Regions from separate parts of the Homo sapiens genome. Here region 2 is linked to region 1. Evidence: chromatin loops called from intact Hi-C (ENCODE). Cell type or tissue: B cell. All regions are shown on one strand. Links, peaks and the distances in the headings refer to the core of each region. The heading gives the core; the rest is flanking DNA. Region 1 holds the start of IFNA1 (interferon alpha 1). Region 2 holds the start of IFNA13 (interferon alpha 13).

The links. A loop is a pair of places that touch in the nucleus more often than their neighbours do. Peaks named below come from ENCODE experiments on the same cell type or tissue, not always from the same donor. Only the 100,000 strongest peaks of a DNase experiment are listed, where the experiment ranks them.
Region 2: a loop joins it to region 1, with 11 times the contacts of the local background. A loop is called at or near these places in 1 of 110 quality-filtered maps.

The regions. Positions count from the first base shown.
Region 1 is chr9:21,439,094-21,443,501 of GRCh38, reverse strand. IFNA1 (interferon alpha 1) reads right to left here and starts at 3,063. Exons shown (of 1, transcript NM_024013.3): 1 at 2,186-3,063. The coding sequence starts at 2,994. The coding sequence ends at 2,425. In B cell, for the core only: no CTCF peak of the experiment used is centred there; no DNase peak of the experiment used is centred there; H3K27me3 peaks cover 339 bases.
Region 2 is chr9:21,365,386-21,369,793 of GRCh38, reverse strand. It overlaps IFNA13 (interferon alpha 13), which reads left to right and starts at 1,737. Exons shown (of 1, transcript NM_006900.4): 1 at 1,737-2,422. The coding sequence starts at 1,784. The coding sequence ends at 2,356. In B cell, for the core only: no CTCF peak of the experiment used is centred there; a DNase peak (open chromatin) is centred at 2,408; H3K27me3 peaks cover 119 bases.

The DNA.
Region 1 (4,408 bases), core at 203-4,202:
CCCAGGCTGGAGTGCAGTAGCATGATCTTGGCTCACTGCAAGCTCCGCCTCCTGGATTCATGCCATTCTCTTGTCTCAGCCTCCCCAGTAGCTGGGACTACAGGTGCCTGCCACCACGCCTGGCTAATTTTTTGTATTTTTTAGTAGAGACGGGGTTTCACTGTGTTAGCCAGGATGGTCTCGATCTCCTGACCTCGTGATCCTCCTGCCTCGGCCTCCCAAAGTTCTGGGATTACAGGCATGAGCCACTGCACCCGGCCCAGTTATAATTGTTAAATCTTTTTTTTTCCTTGTGAATTCTACACAACTCTTTCTTGCTCTCTGAATTTCCATGGTTCATACTGTATTTTCAGCTGGTTATGACCAACTTTTTCTTTATCTTAAGTATTGAGACAGAGATTCGTTGATTCCCTTTTCATTATTAATTTGTGAAGGAAGTTTTCAGTCTTTATGTTGATGGTAATTTAGTTATTTTTGGATTGGCATAAGATTGTAATATTCATAACATCAGGAAAAATTGCCAAGAAGTAATATATGAGCTCTACCAGAAAATAAAATGTGTTAAAAGCTGAAGTAAAATTATAGTAAACCAGTGTTACAATTACGCAAGTTAAGTAACTTAATTAATAAAGCCAGTAGGTCCAGGAATCATTATATTATCAGTATTAATTAAATATTGTGATGACGGATTGAATTAGTTTTCTATTCCCACCTACAGAATTAAGGCAGCTTACTGATATTCAAAGTAGTATTTATTTAAAAAATGAAAAATTATCATTGTAATTAAATATTTTAATTTAACATAAATATACTAAACATATCAATATGGTTGCCAGTACATCAGTTACATGAAATCTATCCGGAAAAAATATACTGCAAAAAAGAAAAAAAAACTGTGTACAAAAACAATAATCCACATTCTTTTCAAATTCCATTCTATTTCCATCTTCACTTCAGAGTCACTAACTTCTCTTACTTGGATCCTACTGCAGTATGACTTCTACTTATTAATTCCACCAAACCAGCTCTCTCACTAAGATTGCCAAGGCTATCTATTTCCCAATTACTGGGCAGTTTTAATCCGTATCTTGGGAAAATCTACTGATTCATCTTCCCCGCACATTTATCTTCTTAAATACACTTTTATCACAGTATCAGTCCATTGTTGCAGTGCTACAAAGAAATAGCTGAGACTGGGTAAATTATAAGAAAAGAGGTTTAATTGCCTCACAATTCTGCAGGCTATACAGGAAGCATGGCAGCATCTGCTTCTGGGGAGGCTTCAGAGAGGAAGGTAAAGCGAGAGCAAGAGGAAGGGTAGGGGTAGGTGCCACACACTTTTAAACAACTAGATCTCAGGAGGGCTCACTATCACCATGACAGCACCAAAGGGGATGGTGTTAAACCATGAGAAATAGCCATGACCCAGTCACCCCGCACCAGGCCCTACCTCCAACACTGGGGATTGCAATTCCACATGAGATTTGGGCAGGGACACAGATCCAAACCATATTAATCACCAATCTCTCTTGTTGTTAGTCTAATATAAGGGACACCACCTCTGGTTCCTCTGTGTCTCTTCTCTTCCCTCACTTTAAAGGTGGAAGGTCCTCAAAATCCTGCTTAAGTCCTTTTCTCTGTCTACACTCTCTCCACACATGAGCACTTCCATTTCTGGGATTTTGCTTGCCATGTATGAACCCCCAGCAACTGCATTCCTTGTAAGTTGCAAACTCATATATCCAACTGGCAATAGACATTTTCTACTAGATGTTTACCAGTCAACTTTTGAGGATATCTGTTTATTTTTATTTCCTCACCTGTCTCAGTTTACCCGCTGCTGAGAGAAATCATTAGTTGCTCCTTCTTCTCATAGTATTTAGGATAACTGATATTAAGTATGATTACCATCTTTAGTTTTATTCCATACAAAAACCAAATATGCAAGAGAGTAGGAAGTAGATTTATTGTATTCAGCTTTATATCTTGAGTACAACATACAACCTGGTTTAGAGAAAGGTCATTTTTACTTACATCTTACATATAATAATGATAAGCAAATAAAATATACCCTTTATTCTCTAATCAGGTTGCACAGTCAGGCTAGGAATTTCATATTAAAGAATGAACACATACAGGAAGTTCCTATAGTAAAAGTTTAATGAACAACACAAAATAATGGATTGAGTAAATATAAGGAACATGTTTTATTACACTAACCACAGTGTAAAGGTGCACATGACGTTATATGAACAAAAATAATTTAAATCTTATGAATAGTTAAATAAATATTTAAATAGATAAATCAGTTTATCAGCATGGTCATAGTTATAGCAGGGGTGAGAGTCTTTGAAATGACAGAATTCATGAAAGCGTGACCTGGTGTATGAGTCAATAAGAATTGTTTTCATGTTGGACCAGATGTTATTCCTTCCTCCTTAATCTTTCTTGCAAGTTTGTTGATAAAGAGAGGGATCTCATGATTTCTGCTCTGACAACCTCCCAGGCACAAGGGCTGTATTTCTTCTCTGTCAGATAGAGAGTGATTCTTCGGAAGTATTTCTTCACAGCCAAGATGGAGTCCGCATTCATCAGGGGAGTTTCTCCCACCCTCTCCTCCTGCATCACACAGGCTTCCAAGTCATTCAGCTGCTGGTAGAGTTCGGTGCAGAATTTGTCTAGGAGGTCCTCATCCCAAGCAGCAGATGAATCTTTTGTGGTAAAGAGGTTGAAGATCTGCTGGATCAGCTCATGGAGGACAGAGATGGCTGGAGCCTTCTGGAACTGGTTGCCATCAAACTCCTCCTGGGGAAATCCAAAGTCATGTCTGTCCATCAGACAGGAGGAAGGAGAGATTCTGCTCATTTGTGCCAGGAGCATCAAGGTCCTCCTGTTATCCAGGCTGTGGGTCTCAGGGAGATCACAGCCCAGAGAGCAGCTTGACTTGCAGCTGAGCACCACCAGGACCATCAGTAAAGCAAAGGGCGAGGCCATCGTAGATATTGCAGATACTTCTGGGCTTGCTGAGATGGGTGACTCTGAACCTTGGGCTCTAGGTTCTCTGAAGGCCTTGCTTCCTGCAAATGCCTTAAATAGGGAACATACTGATTTCCACTTTCTTAATGCTTCTGGGCCACTTTCCATTTCTGTTTTTGCTTTCCTTCATGCACTCTTTACATGAGTTTAGAGCCGTGTTTCTCAAATGTTTTGTTTTTCATTATTGTCTTCCCCATCTTGTTCCCAGAGACTTTTTAGATATCTTTTTCCTAATTGAACCCACCGTGAAAATTTAATAACACAGATACAATATGTATCTATTTATATACTATATGTATATCTCTATAATCAAAAAGTACAAAGTTTAATCTTTGTATTCAATGCAGGTTTAAAAATAACCAAATGAAAAATTTAAGCTAAAAGTTAAATTTAAAATCTATTCAAATTTTTCTTAACTTTATAACTAAATTTGCTTATGGACTTCAACGTAATTTATTTACTGATATAAATTGTACTGTAGGCCTGGCGAGGTGGCTCACGCCTGTAATCCCAGCACTTTGGGAGTCCGAGGTGGGTGGATCACGAGGTCAGGAGTTCAAGACCAGCCTGGCCAAGACGGTGAAACCCCATCTCAACGAAAAAAACAAAAAAAAAACAAAAAAAAAATTAGCTAGGCATGGTTGTGTGCACCTGTAATCCCAGCTACTCAGGAGGCCGAGGCAGGGAATTCCTTGAACTCATGAGGTGGAGGTTGCAGTGAGCCGAGATTGTGCCACTGCACTCCAGCCTGGGTGTCAGAGTGAGACTCTGTTTCAAAAAACAAACAAACAAATAAATTGTAGTGTATCAAATTACATAAGCAAATTAACAAATTATAAACATTTTCTAATGTTTATAGATAAACATTTTCTAAGTAATGAATACTTAAAAATTATTTGAAAGTGATAAACACTTAAAACTTTAAAATATTTTTATCATTTATTTTTAGTGTTCTTACGTTTTTTTAGATCTGATTACTCCTGAATTTCACCAAACATTTAAACAGAACCAAATCTTTGAAAAAATTAAGGAGGAATACTCCCAAACTCATTTTATGAAGCCAGCATTACCTTGATACCTAAGCCAGAGATGGACATTACAAGAAAAAAAAAAATTACAGCCAATATTCCTGATGAACACAGATGCAAAATCATCCACAAAGTAGTTGCAAATGAAATTCAAAAGCACTATAAAAGGATCATTTATTATGATCAAGCTTGATTTATTCCTGGGATGCAAGAATATTTTAATATGTTGGAATCAATAAATGCCATACTCCTTATTTACACAATAAAAGATTAAAAATCATAACTATTTTTATGCATGCCTAAAATTATTTTGACAAAATTTAAAATCCATCTCTAATACAATT
Region 2 (4,408 bases), core at 237-4,236, 74 kb after region 1:
TGCAGTTGGTATATTTGCAAGATGGGGTTCGGTAAATCTGAAAACACACTGTGGACCAGGAGTAATTACTTTTCTTCCAGCCCATACTTACGTGTTACCTTGACCTACATCCCTTCTACTATTTTGCTTCTGTTCTTTCCCACCCCTTAACCTCCACTATGTTGGTCAGGCTGGTCTCAAACTCCCAACCTCAGATGATCCGTCTGCCTCGGCCTCTCAAAGTGCTGGCATTACACATGTGAGCCACGACGCCCGGCCACTTGTGTTATCTTTTTGTTCCCATTAGTTAGGATGCAAAAAGTGACAACTTTTGCTTTCTATGAAAATGAAATGAGAAAGAAAGATATCTGGTGTCTGGCATGCTATGTAAAACAATTGTCTACTTATTTATGTTATTATATTTACATCCTATTATGCGCATCTAGGACAAAGATAGTTTCCTTTAGTTTGCTAGGAATCAGCAAAGAACCTCTGAAGGCACCTTGGAAATTTGAACTTTCATGCAAAAAATTTTTAATCAAATCGAGGATGTTTTTTCAATTGTGTATTCTCATTGCATATGATACTACTCCCAAGGATGTAGAAGTTAGTTCTTGGGAGTGGGAACAAATCTTACATATTTAAATGGTTTGTGGCCCTTCAAAGCTCAACCTATTTAACAAAATCTTATTCCTTAGTTTTTTTTTTTTTCTCTCCATTGGGTTTTCTTGTGTATCACATGAGAAGCACTGACATTGAGTTCATGGAAGATACACAAAAGGTATAAAAGTTCAGCATTACAAACCTATGGCAAATGGGTAGCTGTGATTGGAGTACTTTCCAAGATGTATTAGATCTCAAAGTCATATCATGAGAGGTGTCCTCTGCATACATATGGTTTGTCACTGGCCATCTTATAGATATTGCTTATGTTTGATCCTTAGCATTTCTGTCTGTGTTGTGGGCTTTGAAATGAAATATAAATAATTTATATTTTAACAATTCTACTGAAGTTGTTCAACACATCTATATTTAGGTCAAGAATTGAAGAAAAAATTCTTCACACTCTCTAGGTGAGTATCTAGCAGCTAGTGAAGTTAAAAATTTTCTCACATGCAACAAAATTAAAAGTTAAGTATAATAAAAATAAATGATAAAAATATTTTAAATTATTAAGTCTTTATCAGTTTCAAATAATTCATAAACATTCATTACTTAGCTGTATAATGTTTATCTAGAAACATTAGATAATGTTTATAATTTGTTAAATTTCTTATGTAATTTAATACATTACAATTTATATCAGTAAATAAACTATATTGAAGCCCACAAGCAAATTTAGTTATAAAGTTAAGTTAAATTTGAATAGCGTTTAAATTTAACTTTTATCTTAAAATTTTCATTTGGTTATTTTTAAACTTGCATTGAATAAAATGATTAAACTTTGTACTTTTTGAGTATAGAGATATACATATAGTACACAAATAGATAGATATTATATCTGTGTTATTAAATTTTCACGGTGGGTTCAATTAGGAAAAAAAATCTAAAAAGTCTCTGGGAACAAGATGGGGGAGACAATAATGAAAAACAAAATGGTTGAGAAACACGGCTCTAAACTCATGTAAAGAGTTCAAGAAGGAAAGCAAAAACAGAAATGGAAAGTGGTCCAGAAGCATTAAGAAAGTGGAAATCAGTATGTTCCCTATTTAAGGCATCTGCAGGAAGCAAAGCCTTCAGAGAACCTAGAGCCCAAGGTTCAGAGTCACCCATCTCAGCAAGCCCAGAAGCATCTGCAATATCTATGATGGCCTCGCCCTTTGCTTTACTGATGGCCCTGGTGGTGCTCAGCTGCAAGTCAAGCTGCTCTCTGGGCTGTGATCTCCCTGAGACCCACAGCCTGGATAACAGGAGGACCTTGATGCTCCTGGCACAAATGAGCAGAATCTCTCCTTCCTCCTGTCTGATGGACAGACATGACTTTGGATTTCCCCAGGAGGAGTTTGATGGCAACCAGTTCCAGAAGGCTCCAGCCATCTCTGTCCTCCATGAGCTGATCCAGCAGATCTTCAACCTCTTTACCACAAAAGATTCATCTGCTGCTTGGGATGAGGACCTCCTAGACAAATTCTGCACCGAACTCTACCAGCAGCTGAATGACTTGGAAGCCTGTGTGATGCAGGAGGAGAGGGTGGGAGAAACTCCCCTGATGAATGCGGACTCCATCTTGGCTGTGAAGAAATACTTCCGAAGAATCACTCTCTATCTGACAGAGAAGAAATACAGCCCTTGTGCCTGGGAGGTTGTCAGAGCAGAAATCATGAGATCCCTCTCTTTATCAACAAACTTGCAAGAAAGATTAAGGAGGAAGGAATAACACCTGGTCCAACATGAAACAATTCTTATTGACTCATATACCAGGTCACGCTTTCATGAATTCTGCCATTTCAAAGACTCTCACTTCTGCTATAACTATGACCATGCTGATAAACTGATTTATCTATTTAAATATTTATTTAGCTATTCATAAGATTTAAATTATTTTTGTTCATATAACATCATGTGCATCTTTACACTGTGGTTAGTGTAATAAAACATGTTCCTTATATCTACTCAATTCATTATTTTATGTTGTTCATTAAACTTTTACTATAGGAACTTCCTGTATGTGTTCATTCTTTAATACAAAATTCCTAGCCTGACTGTGCAACCTGATGAGAGAATAAAGGGTATAATTTATTTACTCATCATTATTATATGAGAGATGTAAGTAAAAATGACCTTTCTCTAAACCAGGTTGTATGTTGTACTCAAGTTATAAAGGTGAATACAATAAATCTACTTCCTACTCTCTTGCATGTTTGATTTTTGTATGGAATAAAACTAAAAATAGTAATCATACTTAGTATCAGTTATCCTGAATACTATAAGGAGAAAAAGGAATGAACAATGATTTCTTTCGGCAGGAGGTAAACTGAAACATGTGAGGAAATAAAAATAAACAGATATCCTCTATAAGTTGACTGATACAACATGTGGTAGAAACTGTCTATTGCCAGTTGGATATGTGAGTTTGCAAATTATAAGGAATGCAATTGCTGGGAGTTCATATGTGGCAAGCAAAATCCCAGAAATGAAAGTGCTCATGTGTGGAGAGAGTGTAGACAGAGAAAAGGACTTAAACGTGATTCTAAGGACCTTCCACCTTTAAAGGGAAGGAAGAGAAGAGCCACAAAGGAAACAGAGGGATGGACAAATAGAGACAATGGTGATTAATATGGTCTGGAACTGTGTCTCTGCCTAAATCTCAGGCAGACCAGCCTCTAGAATGTATGTGTGTGTGTGTGTGTGTGTGTATGTGTGTGTGTGTGTATATATATACGTACATATATATATATACGTATATATATGTATATATATACACACACACACACATACACACACACACTATATATATATTTTATATATAGTGTATATATATAAAACATATGTATATATGCTTATTTTCTTATTTTATAAATATATGGTTATTATTTTCTTAATTAGTGCATATATATCAGAAAAGGGACTGGGTGCAGTGGCTCATGTTTGTAATCTCAGCACTTTGGAAGCCAAGGTGGGTGGATCACTTGAGTTCAGGGGTTCAAGACCAGCCTGGACAATATGGTGAAACCCTGTCTCTACTAAAAACCAAAAATTTGGCCAGGCATGGTGTTGGGTAGCTGTGATCCCATCTATTCGGGAGGCTGAGGCAGGAGAATCACTTGAACCCCGGAGGCAGAGATGGCGCCTCTGCACTACAGCCCCTGGGCAATAGAACAATACTCCGTCCCCAAAAAAAAAAAAAAAAAAAAAGAAAAGAAAAGAAAAAAAAGAAAATGAGAAAACAGAAAAGGGAATGTTCTCTTCTCTCCTCAATCTCCATAACACATAAGAATCTAAAACGCAGAATTCTTGGAGTATTCTGGAGAAAACTGAAAAATAGTCACCCTTCGTACTGAAGATAAGTCTGATGTGTATATTCAGTCAGGATACGGTATCTTACAGGAAAATCTGGAAGAGTTTATTTTCTTAAACCTAAGTGAAATATACATACCATTCATTTGCTGATTCCGATACCCAGCACAGTTCTTTCCTTCTTCCCCAGCTTTTCTGGATCTCATTTTCACTCCTATTGAGGCTCAAAAATAATACCCCAAAGTGAAGTTCTCAGAAGCAGCTTCAGAAGCAAAGTTTCTCTCTGGCCTTCTCCTGCCCTGCTGTTTGTCACGCCTCATCTCCTGAGGGAGACCCTTTTCCCCAAAGCCAGCCATAAAATCTGAAAATATGACTCTAACTTTCCCTCACCTTTGTGTGTAAGAACTGAACTGGCCATAAAGAAATTCTCTCACCTGCCTTGTTTGATTGTAGATACTAAGACCCCCATTCC